Linked DNA regions of Homo sapiens: region 2 is linked to region 1. Evidence: chromatin loops called from intact Hi-C (ENCODE). Cell type or tissue: Caco-2. All regions are shown on one strand. Each heading gives the region's core, and the rest is flanking DNA. Links, peaks and the distances in the headings are about the cores only. Region 1 overlaps DBF4 (DBF4-CDC7 kinase regulatory subunit). Region 2 overlaps RUNDC3B (RUN domain containing 3B).

Evidence for each region. Hi-C counts contacts between places; a loop is a spot of excess contacts. Peaks named below come from ENCODE experiments on the same cell type or tissue, not always from the same donor. Only the 100,000 strongest peaks of a DNase experiment are listed, where the experiment ranks them.
Region 2: it touches region 1 in a loop (16-fold over the local background); 2 of 110 quality-filtered maps call a loop at or near these places.

The regions. Positions count from the first base shown.
Region 1 is chr7:87,885,542-87,888,361 of GRCh38, reverse strand. DBF4 (DBF4-CDC7 kinase regulatory subunit) reads right to left here. Exons shown (of 12, transcript NM_006716.4): 4 at 1,468-1,518; 5 at 964-1,033; 6 at 303-379. Among named protein-coding and RNA genes, the nearest start is that of DBF4, 10 kb to the right of the region's middle. In Caco-2, for the core only: a CTCF peak has its summit at 1,300 (motif pointing right); no DNase peak of the experiment used is centred there.
Region 2 is chr7:87,745,746-87,748,565 of GRCh38, reverse strand. The region is part of intron 6 of RUNDC3B (RUN domain containing 3B); the gene reads right to left. Among named protein-coding and RNA genes, the nearest start is that of RUNDC3B, 120 kb to the right of the region's middle. RefSeq lists enhancers at 36-624, 625-1,214. In Caco-2, for the core only: no CTCF peak of the experiment used is centred there; a DNase peak (open chromatin) is centred at 1,125.

The DNA of each region.
Region 1 (2,820 bases), core at 167-2,666:
ACGTTTATACAACAGGCTGATTTTAGTGATTTTTCTACAGAATAAATAAAAGTACCTGTTACAAAACAGCAGTAACAAAAGGGGGCTGAGGAAGCGACCTATGCCACTATTCCAGGAACAACTTTTACCTGGTGAGTACAACCCTAAAGTTAAATGACACTCGATTTATTTGAATAACAGAAACAGGCACATCATACACAGGCTTGCCCCTAGGATATTTTCTGCTTGGGAGGAAAACTTTGCAAATACGTAAGTAAAAAAACCAAGCTTGGTCACTTTAAAAATTGAAAAAGAAAACATACCCCATCTCTTACTGAAGTACTTGATTTCTTGAGTAAATACAACTCTTTTTTCTTTTGTTCAATGTAGTATCTAATGTCTTTATTAAAAGAAAGAAGGTTTTAAGATTAGCAATTTTACTCTTGGAGTTAAACAGTGATATTTTCTTGTAGTTAAATTAGATAAAGAATTTACCATTATAGGTATCTCTTATGCTATGGTCTGAATGTTTGTCTCCTCTAAAACTCATGTTGAAATTTAACCCCCAGTGTGACAGTACTTACTGAGAGATGGGACCTTTAAGAGGGAATTCATGGATTAATGGGTTATCATGGGAGTGGACCTGATATCTTTATAAAAAGAGAAAGAGAGACCTGAGCTAGCACACTCAGCCCCTCACCATGTGATACTCTGTGCTGCCTCAAGACTCTGCAGAGTCTCCACCAACAAGAAGGCCCTCACCAGATGCAGCCCTTTGACCCAGGACTTCTTAGTCTCCATAACTGTAAGAAATAAATTCCTTTTCTTTGTACATTACCCAGTTTCAGGTATTCTGTTATAAGCAATAGGAAACAGATTAAGACATCCCTGCTATCAAAATTTCACTATGTAAAGTCAGGAACCAAAGGACAGACATGGACACTTAAAACAAATACTGTCAAAAAACAATTATAAAATCCTTACCATCAATATGAAGAATTTTTACTCCCCATGACAAGGCATTTGATAATATACTATTTGAAGGAATAAAATCCTGTAAAAAAAAAAGTTTTATGGTTGTTCTAGGAAATTATTTAAGATGAGCTAAATTTTAATAAAAATTCAATTATTTGAAGTTTAATGTCACTAAGGCAGTTATTTGTAACAGACCCTATAGAGTTACAATAGCTAGGACATCAAGATTTTCTATAGAATTCCTAAAATCAATCCCACTTTATACCCACATCCTTGGTAATTTAATGAAAACTATAAGGCAAGTTTTAAGTTTCCAGTAATATTTTAAAAGGCCACAAGATGGGGATGTTTCTACATGAAAAGTAAGTTCTTTACTTTGTAAAATAAAATATATGCTGAGATTCAGGTTTTTGCCTAAAAATGTGGAAAGGAAAATTTCAAGAATATCTGTAATTTCCAGTTGAGTTTTTAATAACAAAATGTACAATGTGAATCTTTATAGTTCCTACTTACATGGTCCTTGATAGCTTTTTCAACTAATAATTTTCCTCTGCTTAAACACACCTATAAAAAGACCAGAAAAATTTAAAACATAGTGCTTAACTGGAGAACAGGTTAAAAAGGTAAAGCAGCTAAGAAAAGAGAACTTTTGGGTCTCATATTAAAAAGTTTCTCTTTTTTGGGTGACCTCTTTGGTTTTGTAGTAAATTCTATTCAACATGAAAAATAAAATAGCTAGGTTTCACTGGAATTCTTTATAATTAATTGGCTTACATTTTAGTTCCTATTAAATCAGAGATTTCAGAAAAACAATAAATTTTATATACTGTTTTCACATGTTATTTCACCTTTTTTTTTTTTTTTTTTTTTTTGGAGACAAAGTCTTGCTGTGTCGCTCAAGCTAGAGTACAGTGGTGTGATCTCAGCTCATTGCAACCTCTGCCTCCCGGGTTCAAGTGATTCTCCTGCCCCAGCCTCCCAAGTAGCTGGGACTACAGGCACGCACCATCATGCCCGGCTAATTTTTGTATTTTTTTTAAGTAGAGATGTGGTTTCACTATGTTGGCCAGGCTGGTCTTGAACTCCTGACCTCGTGATTCACCCACCTCAGCCTCCCAAAGTGCTGGGATTACAGGCGTGAGCCACCGCACCCAGCCGTTACTTCACTTTTTAAATAAAGTACTAGGAAAACTCGTTGAAATGCCATAACCAACAATTATTTTGGAATCGCTGGTGTATTGTCTCCTTGCTCCAAAAAAGCATTAACTCAGAGAATGCATGGTCCTTTCTTGATCTCTTTTCCATTCTTTCTTCTATGTATTGTATCTCTTTTTTCAAGTGATAGCTCCTTTCTGACTCATTTCTTCTGTTTTCTCCTCATTTTCCTTAATTTTCAAATGGCTATAATAGGTAAGTCGAGGAGAATATTGTAAAATAATAACTTAATTACACTTCAACCTAAAAACTGAAATAAACATTTTATCTCTCATTTGATCCTATCCCACCTCACACCCAATTAAATCAATTTAATTTGTCTTTCCTTGCATCTTTCAATTTACTGGCCATGGAGTGGTAGGGATGTGATTTCAATAATTCTAGAATAGGGGCTGGCAACCTTTTTATGCAAAGGACCAGACAGTACACATTTTAAGCTTTGTTGGCCATATGGTCTCTACAGCAACTATTCAATTCTGCCTAAAACACAACAACTACAGATTATACCTAAACAAACAGGTATGGCTGTGTTCCAATAAAACATTATGACAATGAAATCTGAATGTCATAAAATTTCTACTTGTCACAAAATATTCTTTTGATATTTTTACACAACTATTTGAAAATGTAAAAACCATGCTTAACCTGCAG
Region 2 (2,820 bases), core at 112-2,611, 140 kb after region 1:
TAGCTTATAGCTTTGCCATGATTATAAAATTTTAGAAGTATATAAAGATTGTAGATCATCATGGAGGACAGAAAGCAGGACTAGATGTCAGCTCTAGACAGAGCAGCCTGCGGAGGCTTGCATTGTGAATTTTAGCTCCAGATCGACTGTAAGAAAAAGCCTACCAATCCCGAGAGGACCCACAGACCCTCTGAAGGAGTGGACTGCTCCTGCAGGACCTGGAAGACCCCCTTGCCAAATACCGTGGGTGCCCCAACTGCGGAAGTGGGAAAGGGAGAACCCCGCCTCTCCCAAACACACACCCCCACTGGAGAAGCTGAAGGTCTGTTTGTGGGAGAAGTTTCTGACTCTACCAGGAGCTGAGTCAATCTGGAGAGCCGAGCAAAATACAGGGGTAGGGGAAGCAGCAGAAAGGCCCTGGGAGCTCGCTGGGTGCCCAAGAAGGCCATTCCTGCCTGTACCACAGGGATCCAAAGGGAGGGCAGCCAGAGGAGCAGGGGCTAAAACTCCACAGGGAAAAGGAAATCTCTAGCTGAACTCTGCAAAAATTTGAACGAGGTGAGAAGCCTCCTGGCCAGAACTCGGGGAAGAGCGCAAATCCAGTGTGCAGACTCCACAGGCAGGGGAGAACCAAGCTCTTTTCTTTTGCACCTGGGAGGCGGGTAGCCTGTGGCAGGTTTTCAAGCCTGTCTCACCCTCTGCCTGGAAACAGACTTGGGCTGTTGGCAGGGGCATGGTGGGAGTGAGACTGGCCTTTTGGTTTGCATGTGAGCTGGGTGAAGCCTGTGACTGCCTGCTTTCCCCCACTTCCCTGACAATCTGCAGGTCTCAGCAGAGGCAGCCATAATCCTCCTAGGTACACAACTCCAGTGACCTGGGAATCTCACTCCTATCCCCAACAGCAGCCATAGCAAGACCCGCCCAAGGAGAGTCTGAGCTCAGACACGCCTAGCCCTGCCCCCACCTGATGGTCCTTCCCTACCCACCCTGGCAGCGGAAGACAAAGGGCATATAATCTTGGGAGTTCTAGGGTCCCGCCCACCACTGGTTCCTCCCCATACTACCACAGCTGATGCTCTCTGGAATGCGCCACCTCCTGGCAAGAGGCCAATCAGCACAAAAATAGAGCATTAAACCACCAAAGCTAACAACCCTCACAGAGTCCATTGCAACCCCTCACCCCCCTGCTACCTCCGCCAGAACAGGCGCTGGTATCCACGGCTGAGAGACCCATAGATGGCTCACATCACAGGACTCTGTGCACACACCCCCCCAGTAGAAGCCAAGAGCCAAGTAGACTCACTGAGTGGCTAGACCCAGAAGAGAGACAACAATCACTACAGCTAGGCTCACAGGAAGACACACCCATAGGAAAAGGGGGAGAGTACTACATCAAGGGAACACCCCGTGGGACAAAAGAATCTGAACAACAGCCATCAGCCCTAGACCTTCCCTCTGACAGAGGCTACCCAAATGAGAAGGAACCAGAAAACCAACCCTGGTAATATAACAAAGCAAGCCTCTTCAACACACCCAAAAAATCATACTAGCTCATGAGCAATGGATCCAAACCAAGAAGAAATCCCTGATTTACCTGAAAAAGAATTCAGGAGGTTAGTCATTACGCTAATCATGGAGGGACCAGAGAAAATTACAAGTTAAAAAGCAAAAATAAAAAACAAACAAATAACCAAAGTACACAGGCAACAAAGAGCACAATGAATGCAAGGGTACCTCACATTTCAATACTGACATTGAATGTAAATGGCCTAAAAGCTCCACTTAAATGATACAGAACTGCACAATGGATAAGAACTCACCAACCATCTTCTGCCTTCAGGAGACTCACCTAACACATAAGGACTCACATAAACTTAAAGTAAAGGGGTGGAAAAAGGCATTTCATGCAAATGGACACCAAAAGTGAGCAGGAGTAGCTATTCTTATATCAGACAAAACAAGCTTTAAAGCAACAGCAGGTAAAAGAGACAAAGAAGTACATTATACAATAGTAAAAGGCCTTTTCCAACAGGAAAATATCACAATCCTAAATGTATAAGCACCAAACACTGGAGCTCCCAAATGTATAAAACAATTACTAATAGACATAAGAAATGAGATAGACAGCAACACAATAATAGTTGCTGTGGGTGGGTGGGCTTCACTACTCCACTGACAGCACTAGAGAGGTCATCAAGACAGAAAGTCAACAAAGAAACAATGGATTTAAACTATACCTTGGAGCAAATGGGCTTAACAAATATATACAGAACATTTCATTCAACATCTGCAGGATACACATTCTATCCCACAGCACATGGAACTTTCTCCAAGATAGACCATATGATAGGCCATAAAATGAACCTCAATAAATTTAAGAAAATTGAAATTATATCAAGCACTCTCTCAGACTACATTGGAATAAAACTGGAAGTCAATTGCAAAAGGAACCTTCAAAACCATGCAAGTACATGGAAATTAAATAACCTGCTCCTTAATGAGCATTGAGTCAAAAACAAAATAATGATGGAAATAAAAAATTTTTCAAACTGAACAACAATAATGACACAACCTATCAAAACCTCTCGGATACAGCAAAGGCGGTGCTAAAAGGAAAGTTCATGGCCCTAAATACCTATATCAAAAAGACTGAAAGAGTACAAACTGACGTTCTAAGGTCATGCCTCAAGGCACTAGAGAAACAAGAACAAATCAAACACAGACCTAGCAGAAGAAAGAAAATCACCAAGATCAGAGCAGAATTAAATGAAATTGAAACAAAAAAATACAAAAGATAAATGAAACAAAAAGCTGGTTCTT